Regions from separate parts of the Homo sapiens genome. Here region 2 is linked to region 1. A link is a contact called in ENCODE POLR2A ChIA-PET data. All regions are on one chromosome and are shown on one strand. The core of a region is the stretch at or near the end of the contact, and the rest is flanking DNA. Distances in the headings are between cores, read along the strand shown. Region 1 holds the start of PAX2 (paired box 2). Region 2 holds the start of NFKB2 (nuclear factor kappa B subunit 2).

Region 1 (4,975 bases), core at 1,528-4,027:
TTCTTTCTCTTTCTTTTCCCCTTTCCTCTTCTTTCTTCCTTTTTTTTTTTTTTTTTTTTTTTTTTTTTTTTTTTTTTTGCTTTCTTGCTTCCCCCCACCCCTCTACTAGACTGTATAGAAGAAAGAGAACAGAAAAGGGGGAGTCAGAGGAGCGGCCAGTGACTGGATGAAGGCCAGCCCTTCATCCTGGAGCCCCAGGAGAAGGCAGAGCTTTGGAGAAAAGGGGTTCCTAATCTCCAGGGAGCATTACTCTTTGACTCTCTAGACCCAGGAATGGGCTGGAGCTAATGGGGAAGCGGCCAGGAGCCGGCCTGGCGGAAGAGTGAGTGTCCAGCTAGTGCAGTGCTGGGGAGACGATCCCAGGAGCAGGGGGGACTCTCAGGGGCTACCTGGGAATGGGACTATCAGAAGGGTCTTTACTCCTCAGAAGGTGCATGTGAAGGACAGGTGTGTGAGGACAACTTCCAGCACACTTGGCGCATTAAGTCCCCTTCTCTACAAAATGGAAAATCCTTCTCGCCCAACATGTGAAAATGCTTGTTGTGGGCACCCACATTTCATGGTACTTGTAACATAGGGACATGTCTAGCTGGTTCTAGAAAAATCTGTGTCTGTGTGGAAGGGGGGGGGTTTACTCACAGCTTTCTTCCTTCAATAGTTCACACACCCCGAGACAAATTCCTGGATGACCAACTTGGAGAGACCTGGGGCAAAGGTTACTTTAGTTCTGAGCTCCTCTAAATAAGGACCCTTTCTCAACGTTCCTTTCACCCCAGTTCTGGGTTAATTACTTCCCAGAGGGGAAAGCCAAGGCTGTGCTAGCTAATACCACCTGAGATCCCTTGCACTCTGGCCTGGGAGCTGTTACTTTTCGGCTGCCCGAACTGTTTTCCTTCTTCGGTCCCTACACGAAGTTAGTGCGTGTTCGTGGGGTTGTGAGGCCAAAGCAAACCCGGGAGCGCCATCTGCAGGCCTCAAGAGGAAGAGACTGACCTTAGAGGCTAGGCCCTGCGTCTTCAACCTCTAGCCCAAGGGAACCAACCTGCCTAGCCACCCAAGGGAAGTGGGATAGGGGCTGGGAGGGGCAGGCGGTGAGGAGTGTTTTCCTCCCAGACTTTACCCCGCAGGTGGATTAAGCTTATTGGGCTCTGGAGGATACAGGAGGGAGGGCAAATGCCAGGATCCCAGCGGACCCAGGCCCCACAGGAGTGAGAGGCTCAGAACCTCGTCCCGCTGAGCCTGGCCTGAGCTCCTCCTGAGGAATAAGGGCATCCCAAAAACCCGGGTACAAGACGCCCAGTAGTAGTAGTTAGGCTGAGTCAGGCAGGTGCATCTCTCCCCATGGTATCTGCCGCCCAGGCTCCGGCCAGAGGGAGGGGAGCGCGAGTCCGCCGCGCTTCCGCGGGGCGCCCGGAGCTGCAGACGGGGGCTGGAGGAATCTCGGATTCGGGCTGCAAGAGCGCTGCGCAAGCTTCGCCGAGCCGCCCTTTCGCAGACCCAGGGAAGCGGGGGGAGGGAGCGAAGGAGGGAGAGAGAGTTAAAACATCAGCTGAAGTGCCAAGATGATTTATGAGACGAGGGAAAATATTTCATGAAGATCTCCCGGATATTCTGTACTTAACCAGTTAGGAGACAAAGGGCTTCTTCTGCCTGGTGCGTGCGAGCGGACCCCAGCGAGCAAGGGAGCTAGTGCCAGAGAGAGCTGCGGAGGCTCCGGCAGGAGTGGGGACGTCCCCGTGGTTGCGCCTCCTGCGCTCGCCCCGGATCCACCGAGCTAGCAGCGGGCGGCGCTCAGCCGCGTCCGCAGCCTCCTCTTCTCCCCAGCCGGGGAGAGCCAGCCTCGTCTCCCACATCCTCTGCCGCCAGCGACCTGCAGCTCCGCACTGTTTCCCTCCCCTGTACCCCCTTCCCAGTCACCCGAGGGTTCAGAAACCAAGTCCCCCGGCTCTCCCGCCATCCGCTGGGTCCCACCGAGGCAGGTGGGTACTCGCCGGAGGTCTTCAGCTCGATTCTGAACCAAGCGTTCTGGACTGCCCAGACCCGGTGGGCAAGGGGACTGGGGAGGCCCTGCGCACAGTCGCGTGGAACGGGAGGGGACAAGACAAACTGCTGGACACTTTTCCGTGGAATGAGAAGTGGGGGGTGCGTGGGTGGGAAGGTACCTCCGGAGGGAAAGGCCAAAGGGAAGGACCAGAAAGAGAGGAAGGAAGAGCCGGGAAGGAACGGAAGGGAACTCAGAGCCGAGGGTGGTGGGGTTGGGGCTAGGGATGCGCACTGGGCCCGGGGCCGCGCGGCCCAGGCGGGCACTGGCCAGTGGATGGCAGGGCTGGGCGAGTTAGAACTGAGAGCCCGGCTTCACAGCGCAGCGCGCTCCGAGGCCCTCTGTCGTTACCTGAATATTCATTAGACTGACCGCTCTTTATCCTTATCTAGCGTTTATCTTATCGGCGAGTTTCGTTTCTCAGTGTAGTTTTAATCCCGGGCTCCCATTCCCCCTCCCCCGGTCCGCTCCCCTCCCTCCCTCTTCCTTCGCCGGCTGCTCCCTCCCTCCCTCCCTCCCATTTCTCCCTCCCCTGCCCTCCCCTAGCCGGCACCGGAGTGACAGGCTCGGGGCCCTCCTCGCCGAAGCTCGGGGCTCCAGCGCTGGCGAATCACAGAGTGGTGGAATCTATTGCCTTTGTCTGACAAGTCATCCATCTCCCGGCGCGGGGAGGGGGAGGAGGTCTGGAGGGGGCTTTGCAGCTTTTAGAGAGACACACACCGGGAGCCGAGGCTCCAGTCTCCGGCCGAGTCTTCTCGCAGCCGCAACCCACCTGGGGCCAGCCCAGAGCTGCCAGCGCCGCTCGGCTCCCTCCCTCCCTCCCGGCCCTTCGGCCGCGGCGGCGTGCGCCTGCCTTTTCCGGGGGCGGGGGCCTGGCCCGCGCGCTCCCCTCCCGCAGGCGCCACCTCGGACATCCCCGGGATTGCTACTTCTCTGCCAACTTCGCCAACTCGCCAGCACTTGGAGAGGCCCGGCTCCCCTCCCGGCGCCCTCTGACCGCCCCCGCCCCGCGCGCTCTCCGACCACCGCCTCTCGGATGACCAGGTTCCAGGGGAGCTGAGCGAGTCGCCTCCCCCGCCCAGCTTCAGCCCTGGCTGCAGCTGCAGCGCGAGCCATGCGCCCCCAGTGCACCCCGGCCCGGCCCACCGCCCCGGGGCCATTCTGCTGACCGCCCAGCCCCGAGCCCCGACAGTGGCAAGTTGCGGCTACTGCAGTTGCAAGCTCCGGCCAACCCGGAGGAGCCCCAGCGGGGAGCGCAGTGCTGCGCCCCCCGCCCCCGCGCGCCCCGCAGCAGCCGGGCGTTCACTCATCCTCCCTCCCCCACCGTCCCTCCCTTTTCTCCTCAAGTCCTGAAGTTGAGTTTGAGAGGCGACACGGCGGCGGCGGCCGCGCTGCTCCCGCTCCTCTGCCTCCCCATGGATATGCACTGCAAAGCAGACCCCTTCTCCGCGATGCACCGTGAGTACCGGCGCCCGGCTCCTGTCCCGGCTCGGGGCTCTCCGTCCCAACCCTGTCCAGTCCCAGCGTGGCCCCGGCCCCTCGCGCTCAGGTCCCATCTTGGAGGCCTCCCTGGCTTCTGGTCCCTCTTTTCGTTCTTTCTCTCCCTCGCCCGGTGTTTCTAATGCCTCCAGTTTCTCTCCTGCCTTCTGTCACCCATTCTTACCTCTCTGTCTGCCTGCCTTCCTACCTTCCCTGATCCCTATCACCTGCCTTTGCTCTTTCTATCCGCTCCTTCTTAGGTCATGGGATCCACGGCCTCGGAGCCCTGGTTCCAGCCACCCTCTCCCTAGTCAGCCTCTTGCCCTGGGCTGGGGGGCAAATTAGCAGGCAGTTTTCAGGGTGTTGTTTTGTTGTTTTCTCTGTCTTTTCTCTCTTTCTCTCTTCCTCTGTTTGCCTCCCTCTCCTGTCTCCCCACATCTTTATCTTTCTCAAACTTAAGAGTCGTGGGGTCCAGGAGACTCCAAGAGTATTCAGCCTCAGTGTCAGGACAATTGGGCAGAAGAGTGTGGGGGTGGGGTGCCCCCTTCTGACCCTCATCTCTCAGCATCTCCAGGCCCTTCCAGCCCAGCATAGGCTTCTTGTGGGTTGGTTTGAAATATTTTCTTCCTCTTCCTTTCTTTCCCACCCCCCTTCCCTTGCCTTCCCTTCCCTTCACATTGGGAATCCCAGGTTGTCAAGACACGATGGTCATCTTTCCCTGCCTCTGCCTGGGGGATGCTCTAAAAACAAAGAGGGGCTCCGAGAAGAAATCGAAGTCAGGGAGAGAGCCAGCAGCGCAGCCTTCCAGGTGGGCCCCCGGCAGAGTGCAGCTCTGCTCTCAGCTCTGGAGGCTCCTTGCCTAGACTGCCGACTCCCCATTGAGGATCACGCAGCCAGCAACCTGGCCAGGGGGTCAGCAAAGAGCAAAAAATGAGGGGGAAAGAACAAAAGGAAAGCAAATGCCAAAGCTGAGGAGAAAGGAAAAGAGAAATCCAAACACGGGAAAGGAAATTAAAGAAAGAAAGTTGACATGATGTTACAGAAGAAAAGGGAGAAGGGAGAAAAAAATAGAGAAAAGAGGGAATTATTTTAATAAAATTTGAATTTATGCCATGTCTTTAGCTTGAAAAACTATTCTGAGATTTTTTTTGCAGGCTTTTTTTTTTAAAAGCTAAAATTCTAAATAGAAAACTCCTCCCTATCTGCAGATTAATAATTAAGGATAATTTGTAACTTTTCACAAGGAAACTTTAGACCCGGCTTGGACCTGTGTTTAGGACAAGAGAGCCGAGGAGGGAGAGCTGTGTTTTTCGCTAATCATATATTTAGCGTTGCGGGGGTTGGGGGGGGCGTTTAAAAATACTTCTGGGATAAAATATATTTTTCTAAGTAATTTCCAAGCGCAGGAAAGCCGCGCCGAGGGCATCAGGCCTCCGCGGGTCTCGGCGAGCGGGC
Region 2 (4,975 bases), core at 106-2,605, 1.7 Mb after region 1:
CTGAGTGAGCCTGTCCCCTCTCAGGGGCGCGCCCGAGTCGCTCCGGGTTGGCTGCGCCAGTCCAGAGTTAAACTTTCAGCCAATGAAAAAGGGCGCGAGGCGTGACGCACGGAAACGTCATGGGAATTCCCCCCTCCGGGGGGCCGAGAAGGGGCTTTCCCGGCCCTGAGCCCTGCTGGCAGGCGAGGTGTCGCGACCGGTCCCAGGTGGGTCGGGCGCGGAGAGAAGCCGCAACCAGAGCCGCCGCCACGGTGAGTGGCTGGATTCAGACCCCTGGGTGGCCGGGACAAGAGAAAAGAGGGAGGAGGGCCTTTAGCGGACAGCGCCTGGGGCTGGAGAGCAGCAGCTGCACACAGCCGGAAAGGGCGCGCAGGCGACGACACTCGGATCCACGTCGACACCGTTGTACAAAGATACGCGGACCCGTACGTACACCTGTACCTGTGCTGGCGCACACACGGCAGCGTCCGTGCAGTCGCACTCGCACACACATGCACACGGAGACGTGCCCACCGGTGCACTGGTGCCTGCACCCACACCCTTCACGCACAAACTCAAGATACGCTCACCCGTGTCCGTACATCAAGACAGGCGCTGACACACACCCACACTGAGAAGCTCGGGATTCACCTATCTACACACATGCTCGCTTGCACACTCATGTTGACGCCATGGACACACAACATGCAACCAAGCACTACAGCCGAAACACACTTGTGGAGCTGTGATGGAGACACACTCTTGTATTAGGTGGGGGGGGGGGGGGGGGAGCGTGCAGAGATCTCCCTGTCGCCTGCGCGCCCAGAACCGGTGCGGTGTGGGACCAGCTGCTGTTGTGAGGTTTGGGAGAGAGAGAAAAGAGCCCACTCCGAGGAGGAGACACTTTTCCCGCAGCCCCAGAATCGCGTTCTCGGGGCAGAACCCCGGGGCCTCCCACAGGAAAGAGCCCCCGCCTACAGGCTGTTCGAAGGGGAGGCCGTCCGACAGCAGGAATGTCCCCCCAAAAGCCCCCGGGGTTTATCAGCCGTGGCCTCCCTCCTGGCAGAAAATCCCAAGGTTGCTCCAGACCGGGGGAGGGGAGCGGGAGGCGGACTTGGCCCCAGACTGCCAGCCTCCTCCCGGCCGTGAAAGACCCTCCTGTTCCCTGCCCTGGAGGGAGGAGGGGGCTTAACCCCCACCGGGGCTTCCCGGATTCTCCTAGACCTCTGCCCGCTGAAAAGCAGCGGGAGCCCGTAGACTGTCGAGGGCCTCCCGCCCCTCCCGTCGCGAGGGCGGGGCCAGTGGCGTCATTTCCAGGCCCGCCCCCTCCGGCCCCGCCTCCCCTTGGTATTTTCGGGACTTTCCTAAGCTGCTCTAACTTTCCTGCCCCTTCCCCGGCCAAGCCCAACTCCGGATCTCGCTCTCCACCGGATCTCACCCGCCACACCCGGACAGGCGGCTGGAGGAGGTCGGACCCTCCCCCAAATCTGGGCCCCCATCTCCCGCCCACCCCCATTTAGATCTGACCCCCTCCCCCACGCCACTCCTCCCAACTTTAGGCGGGCGTCTAAAATTCTGGGAAGCAGAACCTGGCCGGAGCCACTAGACAGAGCCGGGCCTAGCCCAGAGACATGGAGAGTTGCTACAACCCAGTGAGTCATGCCGCCTGCCCCTGACCCGGCCGGCTGCCCCTCGTGTCTGTCCACCTGTCTGCCCGAGCCCCCTCTGCTGCCTTACACCTGTATGCTCGCAGATGCTCTCAGCCTGCCAGTCTGTCCATCTGTCTGCAACTCTGCCTCCAAAAGGAGCTTTCTCTTGGGTCTGAGGAGGAGGGGGGAGTGACCACTGAAGACTTGGAGATGGGAGGTGGGGCTGTGGGGGGTGCTGAGAGTCGGATGCCACCCCCAGTCTGTCTCCAAACCAGGGTCTGGATGGTATTATTGAATATGATGATTTCAAATTGAACTCCTCCATTGTGGAACCCAAGGAGCCAGCCCCAGAAACAGGTCAGCAAGTTCACTAACCTCCCCTAGTCCTAAAGCGGGGGAGGGAGAGCATGTGCCCTCTCTCTGGGGGAGGGGCTGGGAGATCGTGGCTCAGCAAGGTCTCTCTGTCCCCAGCTGATGGCCCCTACCTGGTGATCGTGGAACAGCCTAAGCAGGTGAGTGAGCAAAAGGGAGGGTGTGGAATGGCTTCAGCTTTGGGGACAAATGGGGTAGTGGTAGCTGGCTGGCCATGGAGGAGCCATTGCCGAAGGAGGCCACAGGGGATTGGATGGTCACTGCTGCTGATCAGAGTGCTGTAGTTTGGTTCAGGGCTACTACCAGGCACTGCGGTCACTGCTGGCCTGGGTGGTCTTCCCTGATCACAATGCTACTATGCCCTTGGACCTTCAGAGAGGCTTCCGATTTCGATATGGCTGTGAAGGCCCCTCCCATGGAGGACTGCCCGGTGCCTCCAGTGAGAAGGGCCGAAAGACCTATCCCACTGTCAAGGTGAGCCAGGATGGTGCTGGAGGGTGGGCTAAGTGGACAGCATGCCCAAGGCCCTGACTGACAGTCCCTGCCTCTCCTAGATCTGTAACTACGAGGGACCAGCCAAGATCGAGGTGGACCTGGTAACACACAGTGACCCACCTCGTGCTCATGCCCACAGTCTGGTGGGCAAGCAATGCTCGGAGCTGGGGATCTGCGCCGTTTCTGTGGGGCCCAAGGACATGACTGCCCAGTAGGTGCCCTCTACGCCTGGCCCCCACTGGTATGCCCGTCTGCCAGTCCCAGGCCCCAGCCCACCTCCATGAGCTTAGCATCTGACCAAGGGGAAAGATGTAGGTTGGCCCCAAACCCAAGGGCCTAAGTAGAAACTCCAATGGCTTCCTTGAGGAAGTAAGGCTGAGCTGAGCCCTGGCAATGGGAAAGGTGCCTCAGGAAGAAAGAACTGCATGGCCAAAGGCCTCCGATTCTCTCTTCTCAGATTTAACAACCTGGGTGTCCTGCATGTGACTAAGAAGAACATGATGGGGACTATGATACAAAAACTTCAGAGGCAGCGGCTCCGCTCTAGGCCCCAGGGCCTTACGGGTATGGGTGCAGGGGGTGGGTCGGGTATGGGTGCAGGGGGTGGGTGGGTCATGGGAGGTGCTCATGGAAGGAGCAGGGAGGGAGAAGCCCAGGGGTCACACATGTACCTACTGCCCAGAGGCCGAGCAGCGGGAGCTGGAGCAAGAGGCCAAAGAACTGAAGAAGGTGATGGATCTGAGTATAGTGCGGCTGCGCTTCTCTGCCTTCCTTAGAGCCAGTGATGGCTCCTTCTCCCTGCCCCTGAAGCCAGTCATCTCCCAGCCCATCCATGACAGCAGTGAGTATCCTGATTGCCTGGGGTGCCAGGCCTGGTGGCAGAGGTGGCATGAGGGGTGACCTCAAGCTGTGCAGTCAAACAGACCCAGGTTTCAGAACCTGGCCCTGCCACATATGAGCTGAGTGATCCTGAGCAAGTCATTTCCCCCCCGAAGCTTCTGTCTTTAGTAAATGTGTATATTGGGTGTTTCCTGCAGCTCCAGGGGTTGCTGAGATAAGGAATACAAAGCCCCCAGCTTCTTAAATGTGGCCTTGGCTATTGCATCATCTCAACTAATCCATATCCCACTCCATAGAATCTCCGGGGGCATCAAACCTGAAGATTTCTCGAATGGACAAGACAGCAGGCTCTGTGCGGGGTGGAGATGAAGTTTATCTGCTTTGTGACAAGGTGCAGAAAGGTGAGACTGGAGCCCACTTTGGGCACCAAGGACATCGAGTATAAGACTGGGGCCAGGGAAGCTCTAGGGTAAATGGCCCCAGAGATTCCACCGGGAGCTGTGGCCAAGCTTCCGTTTTCCTTGTAGATGACATTGAGGTTCGGTTCTATGAGGATGATGAGAATGGATGGCAGGCCTTTGGGGACTTCTCTCCCACAGATGTGCATAAACAGGTACCCAGGGCTAGGGCCCGGGCCCGGGCTGGGGGCTAAATTAGGCTAAGGACTCACTGACACCCTGTGTCTCCCTGCACCCCCCAGTATGCCATTGTGTTCCGGACACCCCCCTATCACAAGATGAAGATTGAGCGGCCTGTAACAGTGTTTCTGCAACTGAAACGCAAGCGAGGAGGGGACGTGTCTGATTCCAAACAGTTCACCTATTACCCTCTGGTGGAAGGTGGAGCTGGGCTGAGGACCTCAGGGTGCTGGCGGGGGGCCAGGCTGGGCTAGAAGAAGGTCCCAAGAGCTAGATGTGGGGATGCATGAGCCAAGTCAGAAGTGCGAGGGTCCCAGGAGGTGCTTCCTAGGAGCCGGCCCTGAGGGCTCTTCTGGGAAGGGCCCCTGAGGCATGACACAATAACTGGGCTCAATCTCATTTTCCTCTGCCCCCAGACAAGGAAGAGGTGCAGCGGAAGCGGAGGAAGGCCTTGCCCACCTTCTCCCAGCCCTTCGGGGGTGGCTCCCACATGGGTGGAGGCTCTGGGGGTGCAGCCGGGGGCTACGGAGGAGCTGGAGGAGGTGAGGGGGTACTGATGGAGGGAGGGGTAAAGGTAAGAGAAGCTGTGGAGGAAAAAAATCTGGGGGAGGCCGGGCGTGGTGGCTCACGCCTGTAATCCAGCCCTTTGGGAGGCCAAGGCAGGCAGATTACCTGAGATCAGGAGTTCAAGACCAGCTTGGCCAACAGCGTGAAACCTCGTCTCTACTAAAAATACAAACATTAGCTGGGCATGGTGGCAGGCGCCTGTAATCCCAGCTACTCGGGAGGCTGAGGCAGGAGAATCGCTTGAACCCTGGGAGACAAGAGGTTGCAGTAAGCTGAGATCACACCACTGCACTCCAGGCTGGGCAATAAGAGCGAAACTCCGTCTCAAAAAAAAAAAAAAAAAATCTGGGAGAGTCATGGCTGGTGCCCGCTTCCCACAGCCCTGCCTGTATCCACAGGTGGCAGCCTCGGTTTCTTCCCCTCCTCCCTGGCCTA

The links. ChIA-PET counts read pairs that join two places held with the same protein, here RNA polymerase II (POLR2A).
Region 2: POLR2A ChIA-PET joins it to region 1 with 13 read pairs in Panc1. The contact joins the promoter of NFKB2 here to the promoter of PAX2 in region 1. POLR2A ChIA-PET finds 5 or more read pairs at or near these places in 2 of 52 experiments (Panc1 and activated B cell).

What each region holds. Positions count from the first base shown.
Region 1 is chr10:100,742,805-100,747,779 of GRCh38, forward strand. PAX2 (paired box 2) reads left to right here and starts at 2,778. Exons shown (of 10, transcript NM_000278.5): 1 at 2,778-3,499. The coding sequence starts at 3,457. RefSeq lists enhancers at 1,820-1,869, 2,969-3,510.
Region 2 is chr10:102,394,350-102,399,324 of GRCh38, forward strand. It overlaps NFKB2 (nuclear factor kappa B subunit 2), which reads left to right and starts at 1,356. Exons shown (of 23, transcript NM_001322934.2): 1 at 1,356-1,447; 2 at 1,539-1,631; 3 at 1,904-1,985; 4 at 2,100-2,140; 5 at 2,376-2,474; 6 at 2,555-2,706; 7 at 2,953-3,059; 8 at 3,178-3,336; 9 at 3,632-3,736; 10 at 3,863-3,948; 11 at 4,036-4,174; 12 at 4,390-4,515; 13 at 4,939-4,975. The coding sequence starts at 1,611. RefSeq lists silencers at 1-21, 4,932-4,975 and enhancers at 32-321, 1,372-1,421, 1,832-1,951, 3,423-3,717.